Linked DNA regions of Homo sapiens: region 1 is linked to region 2. The links are chromatin loops, found by intact Hi-C in ENCODE. Cell type or tissue: MCF 10A. All regions are shown on one strand. Links, peaks and the distances in the headings refer to the core of each region. The heading gives the core; the rest is flanking DNA.

Evidence for each region. Peaks named below come from ENCODE experiments on the same cell type or tissue, not always from the same donor. Only the 100,000 strongest peaks of a DNase experiment are listed, where the experiment ranks them.
Region 1: a loop joins it to region 2, with 8 times the contacts of the local background. A loop is called at or near these places in 2 of 110 quality-filtered maps.

What each region holds. Positions count from the first base shown.
Region 1 is chr10:108,199,389-108,207,730 of GRCh38, forward strand. No RefSeq gene overlaps it. Among named protein-coding and RNA genes, the nearest start is that of LINC01435, 130 kb to the left of the region's middle. In MCF 10A, for the core only: a CTCF peak has its summit at 5,218; a DNase peak (open chromatin) is centred at 5,223.
Region 2 is chr10:107,911,748-107,920,089 of GRCh38, forward strand. The region is part of intron 4 of LINC01435 (long intergenic non-protein coding RNA 1435); the gene reads right to left. Among named protein-coding and RNA genes, the nearest start is that of LINC01435, 150 kb to the right of the region's middle. In MCF 10A, for the core only: no CTCF peak of the experiment used is centred there; a DNase peak (open chromatin) is centred at 3,664.

The sequences.
Region 1 (8,342 bases), core at 316-8,315, 290 kb after region 2:
CAGAGTGCCCAGATGACATTTGTACTTGACCAAAGTTCTAGAAAAAAACTTTTGCTGTCTCCAAGTATCCTGAAGTAGAGCCAAGACTTCTCAGTAGTTGAGTAGTTGAAGGAAACTTGGCTTATTCTACTTTCCATAAATGCCAGTATATAGAAATTAATTAACTAATCATCTAGACAGGCTTACAAAATTGTGGTATACTTTACATGTTCACAGTTTACAAATAATACTTTTACACATACACACACATCAAAAATCGAAATACAATTGTCCTATTCAAAAGATAATTTCAGAACCAATACAAAATATCATCTTACCATTCAGCATTGACAGTGTGCTTTAGTAATGACATATAAGCTTAAAATTGAATAATGAACATTTTAAAATCAAATTCAATTAAGCTATCACTGCAATTAAATGTGTATTTTTATTTGGATTTATAACAATCCTAAAATAATTTGAGATTCTTTAGATGACACTTTGCCCCATAAGAAGCTTTGGAAATATTATCTGACTCCTTAAAATAACTGTTACCATTTTAAAGAACAATTATTTGATTTAGCTCTGGGCCCCCAACAATAAAACCTTAACTCTTTATGCATATGAATCATTAGCTTTCTCTTATCTGTCTCGGTACTGCTATCATCTGCCAATTATACATCACAAATATGTCATTGTTAAAACAGACCTAACAATTACACAGAAAATAGACTTCATTTTCAGAAGGCATCATTCTCACTACTCTTCTAAGAGATTTATACATATGAGTCTTGACCCTCAATTTAGTGCAGGTCTGATGGGCAAAAATATGCAGTTCCATGTCCATGGTGACCCAATTACAATATGTTGTGTATTTTAAATGCTTGACTGGGATGTGAAAAGAATGAATTATGTTCTATAATAAATAGCATAAGCTCTAAAGCTAGAAAAACACAAATTCAAATCCCTAGAACAAATTACTTAACGTATCTAGGCCACTGCTGGATTAGAATAGTGTAATAATAACATATTATTTTAGGTTTTCTTTAAGATTTATATATAAAGTACTAGTAAAATACCAAGTATACAATCCTATTAATACATAATGAGATTACAGTCAAATTGTGATTTTTCAGAGGTTGCTTAATAGCAGTTAAAATGAAACAATTGTTATTAATAGTCACTGTATTTACAGAAACACAAAATATTAGAAATTAATTAAACTATTTCTAGATTGGATGACAACTCTTCTTTGAAATATGACATTCAGTCTAAGATCAGCAGATCCCTGTATTACCTCATGCAGCAAGTGTTACTTTGGGGAAAATATACCTGTAAAATCAGCATAGTTAATGATCAGATTGTGATGTACAACATGTCATGTTCCAGACATTGGATAAGGATGACAACTTGGTATAGTCTTTTGGGGGAGATAATGACTGTTAGAGTGAGGGAGAAGGAATTATTGACTAAAACAAGATGCCCTGAGTAGCAGACTGCTAGCTATTCAGGGAAAATCCTTAAAAAAAAATTCTGGGTACAAAGCTAGACTGCATTTCCCATATCTGCTTGCAGTAGGTGCGACCATGTGACTTAGTTCTAGCCAATAAACAAAAGCAGAAAGCCCCACTTTTAGATTTGATTAATAGACATACCCCCATGATTCTCTCCATGTTCTTTCTGCTATGCCATGACCAAACGTACATGAAGATTATACTGCAAGGGATAGAGAGATCACATGATGAAAGCTTCTGAATTCCTGAATCACCACAACGAGGAAAGTTATCAGCTGACCAGAAACACATGCCTTGGACTATTATGTAAGCAAAATACATAAATAATAACTCTTCTGCTGTGGTTGTGCCACTTTCCAAGTTAAGATCTCTTTGTTGCTATTGTTGGCCTGCATTAAAAATACAGCCGAGTGTTGTGCTTGGCCATTTAGACCACCCACTAGACTGCAGACACCTGAGAGAAACTTGAGGGGTGCTTTGTTATAGCAGCCCTAAGAAACAACATATTTTATAACAAAAGATATTTAAAACATCAGTTCTGGTGGCTAGCAGTTCAAAATCAAGATGTTGGCTAGGCCATGCCCCTGTGAAAACTCTAGGAGAATCCTTACTTACTTCTTCCCAGGAAGCTTTGGTATCCCTTGGCTTGAGCCTTCCTATAAGTCCAATCTCTGTTCATTGTCAATGGTGTTCTTCCTGTGTTTCTGTGTTTACATGGTCATCTTCATATAAGAATACAATTCATATTGGATTAAGGGCTCACTTTGTTCCAGGATGACATTATCTTAACTCATTACATCTGCAACGACCCTTTTTCCAAATCAGGTCACATTCTAAGACACTAGGAGTTAGGGCTTCAACTTAACATTTGTGTGTGTGTATGTGTGTGTCTGTGTGTGTGAGTGTGTGTGTTACAATTTAGTCTATAATAGTTAGTATTAAGAATTAGTAAAACATACTTTTGTATCATTATCTCACAAGGTGTCCCAAATGGCTCTTCTCTATACTCTTTCCGAATGTTAAGACCCAATGCCAGGTCTCTCTCGTTCAGCAGATTTCTCTAATGCTCTAAAACACAAAATTTGCTCCCTTCTAGGAAATCCGGTGTTATTGAAAATCTAAACCTTTAGCCTTTGTTGCCATTGGTGGCTAGTGATACCATGTCAAGATTAGCACAGAAAAGCATAACCACTGTAATCACTGGGATACACGGATCACACATACACACACACACACTCACATGCACACACACATATGGTTTAAAATTAGCTATTGATCTTAAGTAGTGGTGGGAGCTTATTAAACAGTCTTTTTGAGGTGGCCATTTCTGGGGCAGGTATTAGAAACTAAAATCTAAAGGGGCAGGTAGACAAAAGTTGAATGGTGCAAACAATGGCAAAGTGGAATCTGCAAGGTTGTTCTGGTACCCATGGTAAACAGGAACTGGGGTCAGTCTCTCATTGCCTCTAAGCTTCCACCTTCTATGACACAGGTGTACTGGAGGAGAAAGTGATGCATTTCATCATGAAACTAAATATCTACTTGACCCAGAAACTGAAAAGTTGAAGGCGGGCATCCAATAGCGGTCGTTGATCTACAGCCCTATATCAACCAGGTGGGATAACAGGTGACCGACGCCATACTCGAGCTTCAAAAGTACCTGTGTACTACTCTCAGCCGTCTGAATCTAAATACAAAAGGTGACTCCTGGTTCTCTTTGTCTTCCCAATCTATTACAAGATTTCTCCTGTACTCTGCCACATGTACAACAAATATCCAGAAAAGAGAATTCTGGAAACCACAGTTCAAGCCTAATTAAGTTGATGTAATACAAATCTACCACGCTAATGATCTTTTAATGATTTAAAGTACAGCTGCTTTCTTTCTTTGTTGATTTATTATTTAATTGAATGAATACTCATTACTCACATTATTTCTTTAATAATCTGTAATATGTATGAATTCAGCTGGAATTAATAAGACATGGTCCCTTGAGTCATACAACTTCTAGTCCATCAAAGAAACAGATGTACAATCATATAACTAGCACACAATTTAATTATGTTGTTAATAAATGCTTTTATAATGGTATATACAAAGTGGTATAGAAGCTTAGAGAAAACGGTGACCAACACTGTCCTGAGGTAATAAGGAAAGTTTCACAAGGAAAATATTTTTGTTTGCCTGCATTGATACAAAAGAGTCATCTTCAAGCTCTGAGATTCTTTCCTCAGCTTGGTGAATTCTGTTGTCAATATTTCTAATTATGAAATTCCTATAGTGAACTTTTCATTTCCAGAAGTTCAGTTTGGTTCTTTTTTAAAATGGCTGTGTCATCTTTCAACGTTTAGATCATTGTGTCCTCTTCATTGGATTCAGTTTCAACCTTCTTCTGTATCTTGTTGAGCTTGCTTGTCATCCAGATTCCGAATTTTATGTCTCACGTTTCAGCCATTTCAACGTGGTAAGAACTATTGCTAAAGAGCTTGTATGATCACTTGGAGATAAGAAGACACTCTGGCTTTTAGAGTTGCCAAAGTTCTTGTATGGGTTTTTTCTTATCTGTGAGGACAGATGATCCTTTATCCTTTGATGTTACTGTCCTTTGGATATGGCTTTTTGCTTTTATGTTCTTTTTTTGCCCTTGAGTTTTGACTGTGGTACGAGATAAGCATAGTCAAATGGCTTTGTTTCTGGTTGCTTTCACAGACCCAAGGCTCATCTTGGCACTCCTGGGTTATGTGCTCTAACACGGGGGTGCCGGGACAAGGCCCACAGCTTTGTTCCCTTGAGGTTGAAAACTGGCTATTGTGGGGGAGCACCAATGTGCTCCCAGACCACTGGCAACAGCACTCTGCTGAGGGTTGTGGATGAAAGTGCTCTGGTAGGGTGGCAATGAGGTCATAGGTGAAAGTGCTCCAGTGGGTCATCAGCAAAATTGCTTCAGTGAGGCAGCGGGGGTCACCAGTGAAAGTTGTATAATGGTGGCCACTGGCAAAAGCACTCTGGGAGGGCAGCTGAGGCTGCACTGTGAGCCAGTGTGGCCAGACAGGGACTCAGAGAAGCTGGTGACAGGGGGATGTGCAGATTAGACGTGCTCTGGTCCTGCAAGAAACAGCCCTGCTCTGTCCATGTCCACCAGTGAACAAAGGCCAGAACTATCTGGAGGAGTATGGAGAGCCTTGATGGGCGCCTATAGCTGTGTTCCACTGCAGCTGTCCCCGTGCCAAACCACCTGGGCTCCAGGTGGATTTGAGCTCTGTCTGTCTGCTCTCTGGGCCATTTCCCTGCCAACTCAAATGTCTGTGGGGGTTATGGGGGCTCCTGCAGCTAGGATTCTGGAAGTCCATGGTGGGAAGGGACCACTCTGCATTTATTTCACTCAGCTCTTCTTTAGGAGCCATTCAAGCCTAGAGATTTTGTTTTGTTTTGTTTTAGCTCTGAAAGTCTTTTGTGCTGGGAAACCCCTCAGTCCTGGGCAAACCTGAATGTTTAAGAACATTCTTCCTTCTCTGAGTGAAAAACCTAAATTGTATTCTTTAAGGAAATTTTTACAAAAAGGATTATATATTCTAAAGATCCTTGCTCCATGGGGAAAAGGGCACCTTTTTAAGATGCAAATAAAATCAGCTTTTTGTTTTGGAGACTTTCTCGACTACTTTCACTGAGAATTGAAGCTGCCTTATTTGGTGTCTCCAGAATCCCAGACCTGGCCAAGGGAAGAGCGCCCTCTATGAGTAGAGCTATGCCTATGCAGGCCATAAAGCTAAAGTAGACCTGTCCAAGTATAGCTTTTTCTACTGTGAGCATTCTTTTTTTTTTTTTTTTTTTTGTATTATGACTTCATTTACTTTGTAATATAATTTTTAGATACCAATTGGCATTTTTCCTGGGAACATAATTTGGTGACTCAGCCAAGTGTAAATGTAAAAAAGTGTTAATGTGTTAGGAATCAACTTTTTTTTTTTTCTGCAGAAGATTCAAGTAACACGACTCCTTAGCTTACTCATTTAGCACTATCCATTGTCTTCACCCAAAGTTCTCCTATTTGTGGGTCATTATGGAGGTCGTTATCCACAGACTTTCTCTGTGAATATCCAAAGATGCTTTATGCAAGCTACAAAATCACAGTAAAGGATAAGCTGTTTGGGAAATAGAGGGAGACTTTAAACCACAGTGGTGCTTACAACTCAGGCTGAGGGTTCCCGCATATGGTTGTGCATCTGGCTTTGAGGCTGGCAGAGTTGGAATCTAGTCTGCGGTCTCCTCATCAACACAGCCCCGATGGAGTTGTACCTGGCCAGAGGCGGCATCTTTCTCTAATTCAGATAAAGGTACTACATGGCATTATATAGACTAGACCAGGCCCTGGACCTTTTGTTAAGTTTGCTATATAATTCTAACTTGCAATGTATAATTTAGGATGATTTTTGGTTACAAATAGGGTAGCAGACAAATTAACAAAAACGTGAACTTTTTTACTCAGAAAGGGAATTTGCTGGAATAACAATAGAACTTACCAACAGTTTTGTAACTGGACTTCAGAAATATTAGAACCATCAAGATGCTATCCTCTTTTTATTGTGTTAGCCTTGTTCTTCTATCTTACCTCAGAACAGCTTTCTCCTCATGGCCAAAACACAACTGCCAAGAGCTGCCTAGTTTTATGTCTCACAGATTTAGTCCCAGGGAGAGAGTGATCATATTGTTTTTCCTCTGGAAGACACTCATTGCCCCAGCTTGGGTCAAGTACCCAATCGAACTTAGCTGGAATGAAGTCCCATGAAAATGTTATACCTCTAGAAACAATATAGATGGAGTAGAGGCTGGAGGAGCTGTCTCCTTGGACAAAGAGAAATACCTGTCCCAGAATGTGATCTGAATGTCAATCTGAACAATTAAGTGTCATCTCAACTATGTAAAAAAGGTAAGGCCGTGAATTAATCACAGATTTGAATTTCATTCCCTGCAAAGCAAAGTACAAAAAAATAAGTCAAAGATACATACCCACCCTAAGCCCTCAAAAGTTTCACCCCTCAATTCTAACTTGGATACTTCTTACATTTTATCCTGTTTAAATTCTGCTCGCTCCAAGGCTCAATTTCCTTTAGTAAGACTTCCCCAGTGTCATATTCTTCATTGACTTTTCTCTTCTGTCCATTTCTGAGGTACTGATAGCTTAATTCACACATTACCTCTCTTGATCATGCATTGAGCCAATTATTAATACATGACTATTAATTAGCAACAATCACCTACCTTCTATTTTCTGCATGGTGAACCAGTGCTAGGTGTACTCTCTGTAAACATGTTTAAGAATGGATTCTGGGAGACTATAACTTGGCATTGCTTTTGCAAAGAAGATTGGCTAGACTCACAGTAAGTCTAACAGATGAGTGCCAGGGAAACTTACTGTATTACTCAGAGTTCTCCGGAGAAACAGAACCAGTAGAAGATAAATAAATAGATAGATAGATAATAGTGAGAATTGGTTCACTCAATTATGGAGGCTAAGAAGTCCCATGATATGCCATCTACAAGCTTGAGAGCCAGGGAAGTTCATGGTATAACTCAGTCTGAGTCCAAAGGTCTGAGATCCTGGGAAGCTACTGTAATAAGTCCCAGAGCATAAGCTGGAGAACCTGGAGTTCTGATGGCCAAGGGCAGGACAAAATGGATGTCTCAGCTCCAGAAGAGAGGATGAACCCTCTTTTCCTCACCCTTTTTGTTCTATGTGGGCCTTCAATGGATTGGATAATGCCCACCCTCCAGCCCCCCAACAGTGGTGAAGTCAGATCTTCTTTACTCAGTCTACTGACTTAAATGTTAATCTTTTCTGAAAATACTCTTACAGACCTACCCAGAATCAGTTTCACCAACTATCTGGATATTCCTTAACCCAGCCAAGTTGATACCTAAAATTAACCACCACACTATTTTGGACTCACTGAAGTATATGCTATGGAATGACCTCAGGCTGGAAGCTGAGACACAGGTGTGGGTAACATAAGACATACGTCTCTGCCCCTCCCCCACCATAAATTGCTATAAATGAGTGGACTGAAAAGACCATTATTCTGTCTCTTCAATTTTCTACTTATGGTAACTTTTTAGGTAAAGAGGAAGTTCAGAAAACTTTTAGAAGGGGTACTTTTTGTAATTTCTAGAAGGCAGAGGTGTTTGTGTTTCAACATACATTTCCAGATGTGATGCAAGTCAGTGAATGTGATTAGAATACCAGCTCACTAATTTGAAGTAATTAAATGGAAATCAATTTAAATTGGTGGAAAAACACATTTTGAGCCATATTTAAAAGGCACAATAACTAGAATTTGACAAACAAAATGTTACAGGAAAATGCTCCACAGAGAGAACTTTGTTTAGGGAACTCTTCATGAAGGCTTGCATTAGCATATTTATTGTTAGGGTGTCAACAATGTTCCCAGAGTAATGGAAAACAATATTTTCTCTGAAGTAAAATAATGCATTCTTTTATACTTGTTACATTATTTGCATTTAATTTAACCTCTAAATGGCTTATTCTTTTGTGTAGTATTGTACTTTGCAGTTCAAAAGCATCTTCTCATTTATACCTTGCATGATCTATCAGGTAAATAAAGTAGAATTGCTAGACTTCCTCGAGCAAGAATGTGAGGCTTAAAGATAATTTATGAATTTCCTGAGACTGAAGACGTGTGAGTCATGTGATGGGATCAGAAAGCAATAGACTCCAGTTCATTCTGATACATCAAGTAACCATGGATCTGAATTACACCAATATTAAGACATTGAAGTCTAAATACATTGCATTTTTCTTTAGAGGCAAATGTTGATATACCCATAGGAAAA
Region 2 (8,342 bases), core at 65-8,064:
TACAAAATTCTGAGTACTAATCATGTGCAAGGCAGAAGTTACATCTTCAAAAGGCTTCCCCAAAAGCATCAGCAAAAGGAACAGGAGAGAGGAATGCTGCAAGGAAACCATCCAGAATTCTTGAAAAGTTAGATGGGCAGCTCATAATGACCATCTATTTGTACCTGTCGTTCAGATGTTATTATAATCATTAGTCTCTCTTAGCAGCAAACTTTTAGATAAAGATCAGAGAACTCCAAAGGATGTATATTATGGCGTATGGTGCTTCTTTCTAAGGTAGGATATCTAAGTGAGAAACCATAAGTCTTCAACTTTATTATTAGATTTGGGGTTAATGAACTGTCCTTTATTAATCTGAGAGAAAGAAAAATAGTGGAAAGGCAGTGACACACCCATGTACAGGACTTTACAACAATAATGCCCTGTTATTTCTATCAAATTATGTGATTCTGTGGATGAATTCTGAGTGGCACTGACCCCATTTTACAGATGAGAAAATTCAAACGCAGATTACTACAACAAATAGGACTTGTCAAGGGTACATAACAAATAAGACTACAAGTCAGGTCTCCACTCTGCTTTCATTTAATTCAGTTTCCTCCATCTAAGTTTCATCTGATCCTCCCCTGCTCCAATTTACAAAAATAGCTTTAAACGTTACCTCCTTCATGATGCTGAAACAGATAAATGTGTTTAGATGAAATTAGCCCTTTTTGAAAACATGAACATACGTACTGAAAAAGTGTGTGTGTGGCTGAGGAGGTTGGCGTTAGGAAATACAAGACTTCAGAGGTGAGAGATCTCACTGCTTAGCAAACTTTGGGTGCTAAAACACTAAGTCACTTCCCCTATTACTTACTACATTCAATAGCCTTAGTAGACTTACTGCAAAAGCCACCTATCCAAAGCCTGACCCACACTTGTCTCTACTGGACTTGTAAGTATAAATGTGTGCACATGTACACACACACACAATCTGACAAAACATTGTCATTTAAGTGAACATTTGGTTTGCCAAAGATGCATAATCTCTCCGTCAGGCCAAAATATTTCAGGATTAATAATTTGCAGCTTAGTATAACAGTATCTATTTCTAGTCCAAAAGTTTTGTTTCCCAGTGCTTATAATATTTGATGCACTTAAAGCCAGCAACTCTGAGTTAACTACCAAAAGAAGGGAAACATTTTTTAAGTTTAGATTTAAGTGAGATGCTTATTTTAGTGGTGATGTGTTAATAGTATTGAATATTTTACTGATATTAAAAGATATGATTGTTAACGTAGGCAGTGAAGTCAAATGTCTCCAGGAGCTGGATAAAATCTCTACTGCAGTTACCTCAATAAAATTCTACAGAACGACATAAAGCAGAACCCTTTGTCCTAAGGTAACATACTAGAGCTGTGTGGATGTTCTCAGGACAGGACTATCAATGCTAAATGCCGTTATGATTTGCCTCAATACAATCTATAAGTATGTACAACAGAATTCCCAAGGAGTAAATGTGTTGTAAACTGTCCAAAACTGTTATTTTAAAAGCTAATAATGGGAATACAGTGTCATGTCTCTGGGAAGGTTTCTTGCAATTGCATTACAAACTAAGGTATGGTGACTGATACTGAGCTGGATAATCAGTGCATATTTCAAAGAGCAAACTCGCAATTTCCAGATCTAACTTCTATTTACTTATGTGTTCCATTTTTACCCACTTTTGATTACCGTGTTCTCACTGCCTGTTCTGTGGTAGCCTCGACAACTTTTAAATGGTCTTTAATCACCAAAGCTGTTGTTTTACTATTTGTCACTAAGTTTCCAGGTTCACTTTAAGTTGATACTTCTGATAGGTTAAAGAGTTTCAGATTTATTCACTCAAACAAAAAAACTTCCTGACATGGCCGGGGAAAAAAAAAAAAAAAAAAAAAAAAATGACTAGCTGTCAGCCCTGCTACTTTGTCTTGCAAAAGCTCACCACACACCCACTCTCCCTCCCCAGGCTCAGCCTCCTGGAATCTTAATCCCCTTCTTCATATGGAAAAGTCTTTATTTCAGGTTTCACTAGAGGTGGTCAGGCAATGAAGAGTGAACAGGGAGTTGTAGTCCCTTGGATATTGATGTTTCCAGGACTAAATCACATTGGAGAACAATCAATTCACAAGCTGTAAAGCCCCAGCTTTAATCACTTTCTCTCTCAGAAAGATGGTGCCTGCTCTCCATGTAACTTCCATCTCCTCAGTGCCAGAGACAGGGACCACACTAGAAGGCAGTGATTGTCCACTGAGATTTTGTCCCCTTTAAATTAACCTAGACATTTGTCATCACAGACAGGAGCCCCCAGAGTAAGCTTACAGCAAGTGAAGTGGGAATCCTTGAGGGCAATGTCAGCCTGCCCTACAACGTTAACCCTTTCACCACCGCATACTATGCACTTATTTAACACCCTACTCTGCCTGGTCTTCAGCTTCACAAGCCATATTGACAGAAACCAGGGATTTACATTCTTACTTGAAAGCTGTTTTTTTCCAGGTTTGGAGCTTAGAGATGAAGATGGGAGTTCCAGGAGGACTGAGGCCCATCTTGGAGATGAAATACTTCCTGGCGAAGGCAAGCATAGCCTTTATTTTGCACACTTCAAGTCAGAAGCCTCAAATCACCTTCTGCCCTTGACCCTCCAAGCCCACTTTCACACTCCCTCCCCGCTTCGCTCCCCGACCCCACCCCATCACCACTCTGCTACTCGCAACGCTGCCTGGTCGCACCCAGGAACCATCTTTGTGGGTGGGGTTCCTCGTCTCCGCGGACAGGCTGCTAGTGAGCCGCAGCTCCTCCATCCGGAAGCCAGGGATCTTCATCTTGCCGCGGAGTTCCATGCTGCCGTCGCCCCCAGTCTTCAGGGACTTTGCGCTCCCGCAGGCTCCTGCTCACCTCTCCCATCGTTGGGCGCTGGTGGCACCCCAGGAGGAGAGAGGAGCAGCAGGAGCCCGGTCTCGCAGTGCCGGCACGGACAGTACTCTGGGGGTCTGGGCCGCGTGCCACGAGGAGCAGAGGAGCCACCGGAGCCGCTTCCGCAGACGCCCTGACACGGAGGACCCAGAGCGCCGCGCCGCGCCGCCGAGGAACGCGCTCACCGGCGCCAAATTTTCCCATCCCGGGAGCGAGGGCGGCGGCGAAGGGTCCGGGACCCGAGGTGGCGGCGCGGGGCTCTGCGCGGGCGGCTGTGGGTGCTGGAGCTCAGGACCCTAACTTTAGCGAAGTCGGGCCGCGGCGGGGCGGGTGGAGGCGGCGTGGGCAGGGGCTGCCGCAGGTGCGGAGTGAGGCGCCGCCACACGGGCGGGGGCAGGAGTCTCAGGAACTCGGCAGCCGCCAGCAGAGCCCGGTGCGGGACCGGGAGCTGCCGGGGCCTCAGCTCCGCTCTCCCCACAGCTCTCCGTGGCTGCAGGTTGAGGTCGAACTGCAAGCGCCACGGACCCTGCCTGCTGTTTACTGCGTTTTCACTGGAGACTCCAGCAAATGTCCTGGAGAGGAGAGGGATTCCTGCTCTGTCCATTTTAGTCTCTACATTGGCACCTTGGTGTAAACCCACAGCAGAGGCTGCGTGTCCTGGCTGAGAAACACAGAAGGGCAGCGGGGACGGAGGTGGGGCCGTGTGCAGATGAAGTATGTTTATGAAGTACATGATTGTGAGCGTCAGCGTATGTGTGTTTAGGGTTTTTCCCATCAGTCTCCAGCTTTGCTCCCTTTTCTTGACCTTCTGTAGCACTCACTCTGCCCAAAGCCAGTCTTGCGTAATCCCATTTGAAAGAGCACTTTGTTACTAGCCATATTCTAAATGTTTTGTGAGCCTACACTATGGCTTTAGAAAAAAAAACCACACACACCACACTAGGGGAAAAGAAAGGAACTCAAAACTGTGGCTTGGGAACATTTTCATTTGGAGCACACCAATTAGTCCCAGGGTTTAGCTCTAAACCCAAGATTCCGTAGGAAATCGGACATCTATTGGAGACTTATCTACTACGTTTGTTATATGACTGTTAAACCAATTCATTGACCTGTATCACATTCCCCACCTCAACCCTTGAAGCAGCTGGCATGCCGTCTGAAATCTTGGAATAAACTTTGCATATGGTTAGCAATCTTCTATTTGTGTATGAAGGTGCTCACCACTAATATGCTGTGAGTTCCTGAGAATCACCACACTTGGTTGCTTAAAGTTTGAAAATGACCAAGTTGTAACTGAGGAACTTTTCTACAAATTAAGGAACAGTACGTTCCAAGTGTCAACGTCACGAAGTTCTTTCATGACTTAGGAACTGTCCCAGATTGAAGGAGATTTAGGAGTAAGAAAATACATCCTATGATCCTGAATTAGATCCTAGTCCAACAAAAGGACATTAGGTCAATTGGCAAAAGTTGACTAAGGTGTGTAGAATGGTCATATCATAACTTTTTAATTTCCTACTAGTTTTGAAGTTGAACTGTGGTTGTGTCAGATGTTTGTGGAAGCAGAATATAAGGTATGTAAGAAATTTTAAAAATAGTCTTTTTTAAATGACAATAGAAAATTTGGTCTGATAAACATAAAAGGATTGGATTAAATGACCTGGAAAATCTTTTGAGCCTAAAATTCAATTGTATTACAAAAATATGTGCCAAGCCAGGTCCCCTGCTGCTGGCTAGTATAAAGTTCAAGTGGAGATTTTAGGAAGGAAAAGGAAATTTGAAAATTTCAAATTATTTTTTTAAGCTTAAACCTTTTCCAGTAGATAGTTTTATTTCAGAAGGATGAAATGTCTTCAGATTCCTTTGCGGTCTTTACAAAACTAATAACACTCTTGTATGTATTAGTCAACAATCAAATATCCAAAAGATAACAGCTGTAACAAAATAGTAAAAATTCTAGTGTGTGTGTGCACGGACACATAACTCATTTCCTTCATGGTAACTTCATTAAAATTCTCAATCTGTGATCGGACCACTTTGAAGAGTAGCTGTTAATAAGTCAGCTTTTACTAACTTGTAATGGGAAAGTTTTATACGCAAGCTTTCATAAAATATGCTTTTGGAAGATAAATTTCATTCCATAGACCATTCTAAGACACAAAAGCAAATGCCAGCAGATCAACTATCTCAGCCTTTAAATTTCAGTGCTTCCATGAAGCACAGTGTCCTAAATGGTAAGCTGGCTAGTTCAGTCATGAAAAGAACATGGAATATGCCTCCAAAAATACCTTTACTACCCAAGAGTAAGGGCTTATCTTTGGAAAATAAACCTGCACCCTACTAACAAAGCAGTATTTTGGCCAGTTGTGTTGTATAGATGGGAGAAAGTAATCTGGGATTCTCGTGGCATCCCAAATCACAAATGCTACTCATTAGCCCAGAAGAGCTGTTTCTCATTTCACAAAAGCTTCACAGATTTGCAGAATTACTTGTTAATGTCTTTTTGTAAGCCTTACTTCTTTTTATGTCAGGATAAGTGTGTGAGAATTACACTATGTGGAGTAATTACTCCATGGGTAGGAATCCAGATTAATGTATCAAAGTACAGATAGATCCCTATGCAAAAATAGAACTGGAAAAAAGCAATGAAATTTAAGGGTAATCACTAATGATTTTGAAATAATGTTCTTAATATTTTAGGTCTACATTATTTATAATCATTGTAGCATGCTAGCAAAATGGATATGTAGACAATTCCCAGAAAAAAATTAGCAAAATGCAGGTGTTTTGCTTTGCTTCCCTCCACATAAATGCTACTTCTTCATCCTGCCAAATATACATCCCTACACCTACACTGAAGAGGTAGTCCAAGAGACTCATTAATGGGAATTCACTGAAGTTGAGCATTTCTTTTACCATGTTTTAAAAAATTTTAGGATAGGTGTAGAGTTATAGAAAAATTGTGATAATACAATAGAGAGTGCTCAGACTCTTGAGAAGGTAGCTGCTCAGTGAGAGGGCAATCTTAAGAGATCTGAGGCTGCTTCCCACCTTACATCAATTGTCATTTGGCAACTCAAGGTCACTCAAATTACGGCCTGTTGCTTTCCCTGCCTGGAGCACCAGAGCAGCAGCTCAAATATTTTGCCCAGAATGAGAAACAGGATATAGAACAGAGAGCTCCTTTTATACCTGTATACCCCAAAGGATGAGATTGAAAAAGTTCAACCCTGAGAGCACTCAGCACAACAGTGAAAGCGACGGTGAAAAGCAACTGGGAAATTGATTCATTGCTAAATGATAGGTTCACAGTTCAGTGGAGAGAAGAGGACAGTGTCAGCAGAAAGAGCACTACTGGTTCAAACAAATATGAACACTGACCTCAGCAACTGTCCCTTTAAAGCAGCAGTTTCCCAACATTTTCCGCACCAAGGACCAGTTTCGTGGAAGACAGTTTTTCCTCGGACAGTGGGGGATGGTTTCGGCTTGAAACTGTTCCACCTCAGATCATCAAGCATTAGACTCTCCTAAAGAGTGCACAACCTAGGTCCTTTGCATGCATGGTTCACAGTAGGGTTCACTCTCTTATTTGAATCTAATGCTGCTGATCTGATAGGAGGCGGAACTCAGGCAATAAGCTCCCTCACCAGCCACTCACTTTCTGCTATGTGGCCCAGATCTTAACTAGCCACAGACTGGTAATGGTTGGGGGCCCGTGCTTTAAAGGACTCTAAATTTGATTAACCTGTGATGGGCATGCCCCATCGCATCAGTGAAAACAACGGCACAATTGGTCAGAATTGGTCATCAGTTAGAACATAGCAGCTGTGTATTAGGGAAAGAGACCCTTAATGAAGGCCTTATAATCACTGTTGTCCTACTAACTACTGGGATACCCAAATGTGACAGTAACATTACTCTAAGATGATATTGAAAAATAGGAATTTTACAAAAAAGACAAATAGAAGTTCTGGAGTTGAAAGATATGTAATTAAAATAAAAATTCACTGGGGTGAGGGTTTCAGTGACAGCTTTAAACTGATGTAAGGCTTTAGAGAAATTATATAGACCTATAGAGATTATACTTCCAAAGGGCAAAAAAAAAATGAACTTCAGGGGCTTCACACTACAGGGGAGTGAGGAGGAGAGTTAGACTGCTCTAAAATAATCCAGACTATCACTAAGTAAGTAAGCAAACCTCAGTAATAAGCTATGGAGAGTTGAAGTGCCTAGGGTTGCTACATTATCTTAAGTTTCCAATTACTGTGAACAAAAATTGAGGAATGCAAAGCAGAAACAAACAGATTAAGTATGACCAATACACCAGAAAAAACAGTCCACAGAAACTGAAAGTGATAAAGTTGAGATTTAGGGGTAACCATTATAAACAGCTCAAAGAATTTTAAAAAACCTTGGTTAAAAGTATGACGGTAATGTTGCTTTAAAAAGATAGTATTGAAATAGGAATTATACAAAAAAATAGAAATTCTGGAGTTGAAAAATATAATTAAAATGAAAATTCACTAGAGGGTGGTTTCAGTAACAGCTTTAAACTGATATAAGGCTTTAGAGAAGTTATATAGATCTATAGAGATTATACTTCCAAAGGGCAGAAAAAGAAAAAATGAATAGAGCATCAGAGAAATGTGGGGTTACTATTAGATACACCTACTTATCTGTACTGGGAGTAATAGAGGTAGAAAACAAAAAAAGGAACAGATAAAATATTCAAGAATATGATGGCTGAAAAACTTCCCAAATTTATTGAAAAGCTGTAATCTACAAACTTAGGAAACACAACAAACACCAAGTAGAATAAGAGCAAAGAGATTCACAAATATACGTCATAGTGAAAATGCTGTAAGAAAAAGGCAAAAAGAAAATCTTGAAAGAAACAGTCCCCCCAGCACTGTGTAACTACTCTACGAAAATATAATCAAATTGTCTTCATAAGAGGATCTCTGTTGGGGTGATCAGACCCAACACCAGATCGTGGGGGTGACAAAGTCCAGCGGGGTTAAAGGATTGAGAAAAAGACAGCTTGAGAGAGAAAAAAACTAGGACCAGAGAGCCATCCCTAGCATATGGAAACCGCGAAAGCCCCCAGCTCTGGGAGCCCACGCTATTTATTGGTAAGCCAACAGAGAAACAGGTGGTGAGAATGTGGAGCTCAAAAGTGCACGTTGCATTAAGCACATGATTTACAGCTGTGATGGTTTAGCATCTGCTCTGCTACTTGAGATAATGGAGAGCAGGTTCTTTTAACTCAAGATACAATCAATCCTGGGAGAGCAAGGAGCAAGGAGCCAGCAAGTCTAGACACATTGCAGAGCCACGAGTCCTGGATTCTATCCAGGCCACGAGGGATTTTATGCCCTGGGTTTAGATGATGGTGCGTCACGGTA